Linked DNA regions of Mus musculus: region 1 is linked to region 2. The links are chromatin contacts, found by Hi-C or POLR2A ChIA-PET in ENCODE. All regions are on one chromosome and are shown on one strand. Each heading gives the region's core, a stretch centred on a gene start or an enhancer-like site at or near the end of the contact. The rest is flanking DNA. Distances are from core to core; before and after follow the strand shown.

Evidence for each region. A loop is a pair of places that touch in the nucleus more often than their neighbours do. ChIA-PET counts read pairs that join two places held with the same protein, here RNA polymerase II (POLR2A).
Region 1: a map of heart shows a loop between it and region 2 (5-fold over the local background). The contact joins the enhancer-like site here to the promoter of Nampt in region 2. A Hi-C loop is called at or near these places in 5 of 37 maps with a recorded cell type or tissue (gastrocnemius and heart). POLR2A ChIA-PET finds 5 or more read pairs at or near these places in 2 of 5 experiments (both embryonic stem cell).

What each region holds. Positions count from the first base shown.
Region 1 is chr12:32,852,650-32,858,431 of GRCm38, reverse strand. Nampt (nicotinamide phosphoribosyltransferase) reads right to left here. Exons shown (of 11, transcript NM_021524.2): 11 at 5,063-5,782. Among named protein-coding and RNA genes, the nearest start is that of Gdap10, 31 kb to the right of the region's middle. Within about 2 kb of position 1,376, at least 1 of the 3 ENCODE cell types and tissues checked has a DNase peak (open chromatin) inside an H3K27ac peak, as active enhancers do; it is heart, where a contact is called at or near this core.
Region 2 is chr12:32,819,046-32,824,745 of GRCm38, reverse strand. Nampt (nicotinamide phosphoribosyltransferase) reads right to left here and starts at 4,411. Exons shown (of 11, transcript NM_021524.2): 1 at 4,120-4,411. The coding sequence starts at 4,176. Gdap10 (ganglioside-induced differentiation-associated-protein 10) reads right to left here and starts at 630. Exons shown (of 1, transcript NR_045032.2): 1 at 1-630.

The DNA.
Region 1 (5,782 bases), core at 127-2,626, 37 kb before region 2:
GACATATTCTGTTATAGTCTGTGCCCTTGGGAACCCAATCACGATAGAGGTCAGTAGAACTGCTTTGTATAGTTACTCACCATAAGCTTGGACCTGAACCAACGACCCAACAGCACTTCCTGCATCTATGTATAAGCTTTTATGGTATTTAACTTTATAAACTACCCCTGGGATGGGCTCCAACACAAGAAAGACACCTGCACCAATATAAGAAACTATTTGGAATAAGACTTCCATTTTGAACAGTGGTCAAGTAAAGTTTAGGTTCCCAAGACCTCCCTAGAAACTGACATCCGACTTGGCAGAAAGAGACATGTATGTGGGAAACTGACATCCTAGTTGGAAAGTTAAAACACGAATTTTAGACAAGTCCCATCCTGATAGACAAGTTAAGGTGTGACTATTAGACAAGGCAAGTCTCCTGTCACAGTTGAATACCCCAACCAATGGGGGCAGGAGGGAGAAAGTATACAACAGAGACAAGTTCCCAAGGGAATCCCCCATCCCTACATCCTGATTGGTGAAATAACTTGACACAGATACTTGTGGATTTTGGGCTTAAAAACACTGGGTCTTAACTCAGGGTCATGGTTCAGTTCCCAGATCTGGACTATGGCCCTGGTCGACCAGTCTTGTGGTGTGTGCTCGATAAACTATCCCTATCTGACTGAGATCGGAGTTCTTGTGGCTTGTGAGGCAATTCTTGGACCCCAACAGTTCTGTCTGTCTATCTATTCTACAATCTTTAAAACAATCCTTTAAGTAAAGCTGGACCAGATGTTATGCTGACTGGGTAGCCCAGCAATAGTCACGTGACTTCATGTATTCCACTTCTGGGGGCACAGTCCAATGGAGGGACTTCGCTTGGTGAGGCTGTCAGCATCACTAGGGAGTGAGTATGGCAGCTCCCCCAAGTTCAGGGCCGGAATGAGTCCTCTCAGCTTCCTGCAGTTCCCAGGCACCAGAACATCCCTGAGGGAGAGAAGCTTGGGAGGAAGTCACTGGACAGTTCGTCTTATGCAGATGGCTTTGCTCCAGAGTCTAGGCAGGCAGGCAAGATGCCCTTTCCTCCCTTGGTAGGTCCACTGCTGCCCCGTTTGCACACGTTCAGACGGATCAGGGCAGTCTGATCCATCTTGTCCTCTTTGCCCATTTGGCAAGTTCATCCAACCTATGGATGCATTTTCTGCCCTTGCTCAATGCTGTGGCCATCAACTGCCTGAGCTGTGGTTTGAGACAGACCAATCAAACCATCATATTGCCTCCTTCCAAACCGTCCAAGTCAGCAGCCAAAGAAACTAAAAATAACTGGAAATGCTTTGGCTAGTCTGTCTCAAGGGAGAGGGTCAGCTGAGGCTCCAGAAAAAGGGAACATAGAGCCGGACAATCAAGAAATACAGTTGCCTGTTCCCTAAAAGCTGTGTGTGACCTTGGCAGAAGAGCAGCAGACACATACCCACTTATACACTTAGGATGGTGTGGCAAGATGCAGACACGGCGCACAGTGGCCAGGATTCTCATCATACGGCAGAACCAAAGTGACGTCTGTCTGTAGGTTCACAGACATGTTTCCTGGAAGGGACCTTCTAGAGAAAGTGACAAGGAAACCATATCTGGAGTGAGACGCTATACGTGGGCAGACAGTGAGGAGGAACGGTCTGTTTTGATCTGGTTGATGAATACAGTCAGGAGCACAAGAGGCAGGCTAGGAGTCAAATGGCCCTTCCTGGTCCTGACAGACCCTTTTCTAGGACAATAGGAGGAAATGTCAGCCTGGAATTTCCCACAATTGCAGATAAATGGCTGACCAGTTGCTAGTTGTTGTTGTTATTATTATTTTATTGTCTTAAAAAGCACCAGTTTTTGGTTTGATGAAATGAGGACTTGGGGTGTACTGAGCAGATGTACAATAGAGACTGAATCATGGCTTGACAGTAGTGCTAGGTGGGGCAGGGCAGAGTGAGACAGAGTTCTGACTAATGAGCCTCCTCTCCCAATATGTGACAGCTGAGTGCGTTCTGTATGTCAAGCCCTAGTGTAGACCCTAGGGCACACACTCTAACTTAGTGGGCAGAACTAGGCAAGGGCTTGCCAAAGAAATAATTCCAGCCCATGAGTTAAAAGTCTCACTTATCAAGGTAGTGTCTCTTGGCTTCATGGCTTCGAAATAATCAACTATTCACAATGTCTGGTATATGTATGTATGTATATGTATGTATACATATATATATATTCCAACTTAAAAAATAATTTTATCTGTCCTTTGTTTCAAAACCACCTGAGAGGAATGAGGTATCTACCCTTCCCCTGTCCCCTCTCTTGCAGTCTCATATACACAAAATAGGAGATTCAGTTGTTGTTTAGTTTGTTGCCTTGTCCCCACCCACTCCCAAGGTGGGCAAGTAGCCCCAGACAATAGAAAGCTCTGCTCGCTCATCCACCACCAGGTAATCAGAGACACACATTCCCTGAGAAGCCCTGGGCATGCCACCGTCTGGCTCAGCACCTGCAATATTGTAATACTGCTTTCTTTGCTTGATACTAAAAGCAGTACTTTTTTAGATATTATAGAGAATAAAAGTCAGTCAGAAAAGTCTAGAACTTTTTTAATGCATGTAAATTTTATGATACAACTGCCTTAGAGTTACTGTGTGCACAAGGCAGGAAAGGATGTGTTCGGACTGGTCAGTAGATTTGCAGTCTGAAAATCATTCGAGCTGCCTTTCTCAGTTAAGTTACCCTCCTCTTTGCTTCCTGTAGGAAGAACACAGTGGCCTTTCCATCCACAGGCAGGCTAGGGTGATGACAAGTTTTATGATCCTCAGAGGACAATTCTTGGCCATCCTGTGCTGAGCCTTGTTCCCTAAACAGGGCAGATAACACTGCTAACACAGGGGCAGAGAGCATTGGTCCCAGGGGTAAAGTCCTGCATCAATGCTCTGGAAGCCGTACATATAGGACAGTGGTTCTCAGGCAGGTATCTCGGCAAGACCTCCCCAGTGTCATAGCCTGGCATGCATGCTTTGGATTTTTAGGAGTATATGTCTGTGGTTCAGAAAAGCCTACAGGTAATCTAATCTAATAGGTAATCTAATCTAACCATCCCCTTCCATCTTCCACCTATCGGTGAACGACTAATATACCAACACCCCACACAAGGGCAGAAAACGGACATGAGAATCAGGCACGAGAACCTAGGAGAACGGGGAAGATGAGGTGCTGTTTCCCAGAATGCATCTGTCCCTGCTTTAACTCCCCTCTGACATTTCCAACATGGCTCATCTGAGAAGAGAGGGCACTGTCTGTCTAAGCTTTATTTTCCCCAAGGCTTGGTAAATAAGCCACAGCCCGGTGTTGGAATGCTCTGTTCCTTTTGGGCGCCACACTTTGCTGGCACACTGTTCTGGGGATGAGTGATGTCAGCAGCCCTGGACACATGAGCCATCTGACCACAGGAAAAGTACAGCTATGACTGCAGCCAAGCGCTCCTTTAAAGATGTTTCCAACCCTGTTTTGGATGTGGCTTTTGTAAGTGGCACATAGATTTTTAATACATTTATCTTGTAATATGTTTAGGGTATTTATGGTTCACATTATGTACATAAAATTCACGATTAATCTTATTTGGCTAGTTGTTCCACATGCTTTTCTCATTTATTTTAAAAAGCATATACACGTCTGGCCTTTTCCTATTAGTCTGAAAGAAATACACTTACTTCCATGTTTACTTGGTCAATATGTACATGTTCATTTATGTTCTAAAAACGCACCAGCACACTTGCTGAAAACTAAAGCATTTCAGAATACCTCTAACTTTGCTCCTATTTTAATTTGGGGCACACTGCTATTCACTATTGTTTCAGACAGTCAGTGTCTGCTGGGTTTGGGGTGTGCTCACTATACCCCCTCCCCCCCACCCTCCCACTCCCTTAGAACTTTCTGAAATGGTGGCATGAAGAAGTTCAGCTTTTGGTGTTGTGACAGAACTCCGTTTATCCTTATTCTTGAAACTGTTTTAGTGGAAACAAGGCTGTCTTAAGACAATGGTAGCTGCTGCGGTGGTCTTGATCCCTTAGAACATGTCTTGTTCTGGCTTTCCCCAATATTTTTATTAGCAAGTATATGAAATAATGTGTCTACATTTTTGTGTAAATCACTGTATTCTACTCAGATCTGCACACTCCATCCTGAGCTCTTCAAAGACACCCTCTGCTCTTCCAGGCTCCCACTTCCACTCTTGTCTGGATGTGACTTTATTTTTCTGAGAATTCATTGAGATTTAATCTTTAGATGGCTGCTTTCCCCAGTTCAGGTGAATCCTGAAGCCTTATGAAAAACAAGGTATGGATTTTCAAGGCAGGACCTATGTGTCCCAAGCTGTCCCACTTGGTGACTCTACCTCAGCCTTTACTAAGACACTTTCACAGACACACACAGTGTACTTGAGATCCCGTTCAGCCGTTACTATCCTCCTCCTGTTGGTCTAGGGAAAGTACCGACTTCCTCTCTTTAGTTGATGCTCATCAGTATCCTTTGCTACCTTATGTTCTGCACGCAACCTCCAAGAGTTCATCTCGTGGGTCCTTCTTTATTGGCTTGATATTCCTTTTCTAGAAATGAAAAGGAGTGGACTATGTCAGCTTTGCAGGCTCTGCTGCTACAGCATGAGAACAATGGTGACCACTACTAAGAGAGTGGGTAGGGCTATGTTCCAATAAAACTACCTACAAACAGATGGTGGGCTGGACTTGGTGGCAGGGGGGGTGGGTGTGCCAACTCCACACTCTAGAGCTGTCTCCTCCTGTGTGTCCCCAATGAACATCTACACACACACACACACACACCATACACATGCCTGGAGGTCCCTCTGTATTCGACTCTGTACCCTGCAGATACCTATTTACTCTTTGCAGAATTCTTAGTAAATGGTACTGCTATCCAGAGCTGCTGAAGGCGGAGAACGGGAACCATCTTCACCACGCCCTCCTCTCAGCCTGATTCTCTGGAGAGATACCTAGAAGAGGTAGGTCTGGAAATGGCATCTGATACACACAATCAAATTTAACATTTCACTAACAGAACTAAACTTTATTTCCATGTTTATTACATGTTTGTCTTTGATGCTGAGTACATTATTAGAATTGACTTAACATACAACTTGGGAGAAAGTCTGATATTCTCCACTGAATGAGTTAAAAAGGAATGTAAAACTACAAAATACTAGTTTAAGTGTGAGTTCTAAGGTATGGTAAATACAACAACAAACATCTTGCTATTTTTCTCTAATTTTCCATGATGGATTTCACTAAAAAAGCTTTTTTTTCTTTTCATTTCAAGAAAGGAAGGCTACTCATAAAAACCTTTTACTTTAAGTAGAGGGTACAAATAACACAAATTCTACTGCCTACTTCAAAGTTATGAATTGAGGGGACTAATGTCAACTGCAAATCTAGTGTCTTAAGAGCTAGTCCAATCTAAGGGTGACACGCAAATCAACTCAATTTGACATTCATGTTAACCATTTGGTACTCAGAAGGGGGATGGCCAAATACTGCTAAGTGACAGAAATCCAAAATGAACCCGTTCCAAGGGGACTGGAGCCAAGAGACATGACTCCTTCCATCTCTAGACCCATTCTGTGCACAAATGGAAGCTACTAGTTTATACTACATGCTTCTAAACAAAACTGGCATGTGCAGCCGGTGGAATTCACACAACACAAAAACACTGCTTGTAGTATGACACCAATGGGTTTTGTGTAGTACTCTACAAGCCTTTGTGA
Region 2 (5,700 bases), core at 3,162-5,661:
TAGGAAGCGTAACCTTGTTGGAGTAGGTGAGGTCTTAGTGGAGGAAATGTGTTCACTGTGGGTGCAGGCCACCCAATTCTCCTTCTTCGGCCTTTGAATCAAGCCTAGCTCTTCCAGCACCAAGTCGGCCTGCAGGCTGCCATGCTTCCCACCATGATAATGGACTGAATCTCTGAACTGTAAGCTACCCCAATTAAATGTTTTCGGAGAGTTGCCACAGTCACAGAGTCTCTTCACAGCAACTGAACTCTGACTAAGACAGGAAATTAGGTGTAATTTTCTCTAGTTGCTCCTTTAAGGTATTCCATAGGTTGACCTGAGATACTTTCTCAAGATCTTTCCTCATAAACTGATATCATATCACCAAAGGCAACTGGTACTCACTTGCCCACTTCTTCAGTTACACTTGTATTTTTAACTGGTAAGAAATAATTAAGAGCCAAAGTTTAAAATGCAATGGGCTAACATATTCAATGCCACAGAACAAGTTCCATCATATGGGCAACACCTACAGCAGAGTAGGCTCTACTATCCCCATCCTGGCTGACACCCTGCTTCACTACAGCTAATGCAATATATGGGGGAAAAAAGCAAAAGTTATCTGCTTCCCAGGAGTTTTTAAAATTTGTGAAGCCCTGGAAATTTGCTGCCACAGAAGATAATTTGTTGCAATTCAGCTCTGAAGCATAAACTGCTTGTAGGAGTTGGTTCTCTCCTTCCACCATTTGGGTCCCCGCCTGAGAGCAAGCACCTTTCTTTACCTGATGTTGCCAGCTTTACTGTCTTATTTCAACTGTCCAAGTTTCCCCTACAACTTATAAAACTTACTTGGAGAAATATATTTAAAATATCACCCTCTTCCTTAGGACAAGGTCTCATATAGCCCAGGCTACCCCATACTTCCTATGTAACCAAGGGTGCTAGGTCTACAGAGGTATGTCAATGACTGCTACATGCATGTGTTTTAAGGACAGGAGAAAAAAAAAAAAACAACAACAAAAGACCAAAACGCTGAGTCCTAGCACTGCCCCTCCTCAGTGGTAAGTGCTGGTGCCATGGACCCATGTCCCAAGCCTGTAGTGTTTACTCAGAAGCACGGAAGAGGAGATTACAAAAAATGGGAACCAGTGAGAGGAAAAGATTGGAAGTTCCAGTCAGAACCAACCTGGTCATATGATTCTCATCTCTCCAAATCTCTTCTGCAATAATTCTCAACTTCCTGTGTTCCTCAGCCATTGGCGAACACAATGTCTGCCGGTTTCATTGCCACAAGGAAGTTAGGCAGCTCTTGGAAGCGTCCCTAAAACCAACCTTTCTCCACCCTGGATTGTAACGCCATGTTGTTCCCTCTGGGTTCCTTCACTCCGTATAAAGGAATGACGGCAGAGTGCTGGGCCCTACGTCGAGGCCTAGGAAGCCTCTGAGAAGCAAGCTACCCTGGCGGCACATCTCTCAGTGGGGTGATGAGACCTGAACACTGCTGAAGGACTACTTTTGTGTATTCTGTCTTTTCCAGCCATAGCACAATGACAGTGTCTTCTGCTAATCTGCTAGAGATAAAATGTTGAAAAAAATGTTAAAACTATTCTCTGCTGTAGGCGCTTATTCAGGAAAAAAAGTATACAGTTTTGTGGAATCCAAAAGAAAATCATCTTTGACTGCTTTCTGGTTATTTCTGATTATCCCAGAGGTAAGTTCAAAGGAAAAACCACGTCTCCTTTACAGGAAAGTCCCGAATGCAATCCAACCACCGAAATGGCTGGAGTGGCTCACACCCATTCTCCCTAGCTGGGTTAGTGCAATGTCACTAAAGCTGGGTAGGAGATGTGCCCTAAGCAATTCTGAAAATATAAATGATTGAAGCCGTAAGAGCAGGCCCTTTTTATTTGGAAAATAAACTCAAGATGAAACTGAAGAGCTGCATCTGCCTGTGTTCTCAGGTCCTTATTACACACAATGAAATACGAGATCCCAGAAATGGAAGTGTGCTTCAAATGCCCCTGCACTAGCCCCGAGTGTCCTGCCCTTTCTTAAGGACACTGTGAAAATGTATCCCACATGTTGCTATATGCTTGGCCACCGCCTTCTCTGCTGTGTAGTTTAGGAAACCATTTCCCTTTAATTTTAGAAGAATCTCTTCATCCTCCAGCCACTCTCTTCTAAACAGCCACGAATTTTTGAGATCTGACAAGAATATATAATTGCCAAATGAAAGAATTTTCATTACTTGTAATATCGTGCTTAGCACTCTTGCTACCTCTCTACCTAGGATTAAAAAGACAAGAAGGATAAATACTTTAATATTAGCCCCCTGAGACCACCGGTCAGGAATAAAATTTATTATATGCAAATAAAATTCCCTCAGCTAAGCAGGACTTGCTAGGACATTAGAAAGCTTTAAGATTACTTCTTAACTAAACACATCTCCAAAACACCACTGTGACCTGCAGCAGTGTCACACTTGGCACTCACAATGGCGGGAGGAGCTACTGCTTTCTTTTTGATAAACCCTGTAGTTCCAGCTGCTCCTTCTCTGCTATGTAGAGCAGACTAGCCTGGACCTCACAGAAGCCTGCCTCTCTGGTTTCTGAGTGTTGGGATTAAAATAATTATGTGCCCTCCTAAGCCTGGACTTTTAAGTCTGTTTATATTTCCCTTTACGTTCAATCGTTTACACATAATACAGTAAAATATCTGAAAATTATCTTGGGATATTTACTGATATTTTACTTTTACAAAATGAGGCTTTTCTAAAATCACTAAGAATACCCAAAACACTTCAACTGAACTACATCATGCAGAGATTTTAGAGCCTCCAGTACCACAACAGAAATGGTAATAATCTTGAAAAGGTGATTTCCACTTTAAAATCCCATCTGAAGTAGGATGTGGAGGCACACACCTTTAATTCCATGACTTAGGAGGCAGAGGCAGGCAGCTCTCTGAGTTCAAGGCCAGCCTGGTCTACAAGGCAGGTTCTAGGACAGCCAGGGCTGCTACACAGAAACTCTGCCTCAAAAAACTAAAATGAAGTAAAATGAAATTCCATGCGAAAGACCACCTGTTGATAAATCTTGGACCCTTTAAAATGAAAAATTACTTACTTACAATAGTTTACCAAAAAAAAAAAAAAAAAAAAAAAAAGGACAAACTAGTATGTAAGCAAATGGGACTCTGAAACATTCAGATTACAGGGCTACAAAAAGTAAAAAGCAAAGAACCAAAACAAAACCACGAGAGTACTACGCCTAAATCGCTACTCAAAACCATCACGATGTTCAAGTAAATACTAAACTTGAAAGCTAAAATTTAATCTGTTCTCGCGAGGGTCCTACTAGTCTGACATTTTATCTTTTAAGCGTCTTGGCTAACAAACTTAACTGAAGATCAGTGCAGTTCATTTCACAGTGTGTATGGGGGGGGGGGGCGGGCGGGCATTTCTTCATCATTCCTCTCTTGGCTAAGGTGCATATCAAATGGAATTAGTGCAAGAGTCAACTCAATAGGCACCTTAAAGCAATGTGCCATTTTACTCTCCCCACAAATTCTCCAGGGTTATAACTCCAGTTCCTTTAACTCTTGGTGTTTCACTTTCCATTTCACAGAAATCACGTAGTTGATCCTGGAGAGCCAGAGCACACTGGCCTCTGCAACCAGGGGGCAGGCACGTGAATGATCCCTAGGTGCAAGGGAGTTGGAAATGCAACCCCACCGAGTGGGACAGCTGAATCAGACGCGGCTCCCGGGGCCGGGTTATCCTCCGCGCTGGGACCACTGGCTGGGTGAGGGGCACACCGCCAGGACCTCTCCCCGAGCTCCCCGGGGCAGGACCGTACCTGCCGAGCCAGGGGCTGTTACCTAACCGGCCCGATCGTCCCACGGTCTCATCCAGTCCTCCCTGTCCCAGAGCCAAGGCCGCCGGCGGCTACGGTAGCTGCAGCGTGCGCCCATCCCGCCGAGCCTCCGGCCGCGCCCCCGCCGCGGCGTAGGCCCCGCCTCCGGCCCGCGCCTCCATCCTTCAGCCACCGCGTTGCGGCTCCTCCACCTGCCCCATCCCGCCGCGCCGGCTCCCGCCGCCCCGGGCCCGGAGACCCCCCCCCCCCCCCATCGCAACTCCACCTTGTACGAGTCGGTGGCCAGCAGGATGTTGAACTCGGCTTCTGCCGCAGCATTCATCTCGGGCCGGAGCGGAGACGCCGCGCCACGAGCTGCCCGGCGCGGCTGCGAGCAAGGAGAAAAATGGGCTTCGCTGCGCTCCGTTGCTTAAGTCACCGCTCGCTCGCAGGGGGGCGGGAGAGCAGGGAACGGAGCGCGGGGAGGGGCCGGGAGGGCGGGCAGGTCCGTGACGCGGCGGTGGAGGCTAGCGCGCTCCCCTGCCCAGCGCGCTCCGGCGGCTTTCCCGGCGGCTCCGCGCCCCGCCCATCCCGGGGACAAGGGGCGGGGCACGGCTGCGCGTGCGCAGCGCAGGGGCGGGGGGGACTGAGGAGGACGTGAGGCACGCGCTCTGCCTCAGCTGCGCCCGCCCCGGGCCTAAAGCCGACCGTCACCCCAGCGCGTGACCTGGGCGCCTGCCTCTGAGGGGCGTGGTCTGATGCAGGGGCGTGGCTTGGCGTTCCCAGCCTCGCCCCTCCTGCCGGGAGTCTCTTTGCCCGCCCCAACCCGGACCTTCCTCTTGTCCTACCCAGTCCCTGCTCGTCCTGAGAGTCTTGTTGGAGTCACGCCACCAGCTAAGGCCAAGGAGCCACCCACTGTCGTCTCCCTGTTCCCGCACGCGCTGAATTACCTTTGTCTCCCGCTTGGACGATGGATGGAATCTTTGGTCCCCATCCGTCTTGTGGATTCCGATCCTCTAGATTTTCCTTTAAAATCAGAGGAGCTGCTTGCGGTCTGAGTTGCCCTGGCGCGTGGACTTGCTTTTCTCCGCGCTCAGTCTGTAGCTGAGCTCTTTGATCCTTTGAAGGCTGACTTTTCCTGGAGAAAAGCCTTTGCGTCTTAGGGAAAGGTTAAATTCAACCCTCTCAGACAATGTAGGGACAAGACCAAATTGAATCTAATATTGTTGGGAAGTAAAAGGCATACAGCCAAGTCTTATACAGTGGATCTGTTTTTTGGTTTTTTGTTTTCCTTTAAATCATTAAATCGTGGGGGAAAGAGCTAGTAACCTCCCAAATAAGCGAAGTGACGTCTGATGACGTCACCCAACTTCCATGAGCCTGTCCTCTTGTTCAGTTTTCACATACAGAGTTGCAAATTTGTTTTGCATAGAACTAAAATTCCCTTTGCATGTTTAATAGCATTTAAGAATTCTAAGATTTAGGCTTTGTTGTTGTTTTGTTTTTATGGAATACAAGTAGCAGGGGGAAATCGGTATAACTAAACTGGCACAGACTGCATCAAGTTAGTAGCTTCCTTTTGCCTTTGACTTCTCAACAATGTTAGATTCAGTTTGGTCTTGTCCCTTCATCGTCTGAGAGGGTTCAATTTAACCTTCCCCTTAAGACACAAAGGACTGTTGAGACTTTTCTCCAGGAAAAGTCAAACAGCTTTCAAAGGATCCAAGAGCTCAGCTACAGCATCCATTCATCTACAATTGACCGCCATTTTAGGCTGTTTTATGCGGGGGGTGGGGGGTGGGTGGGGGGTGGAGGTGGGGGTGGGGATAAGATTCTAATTACAAAGTAGTCTTTGTTCACGGTAGTG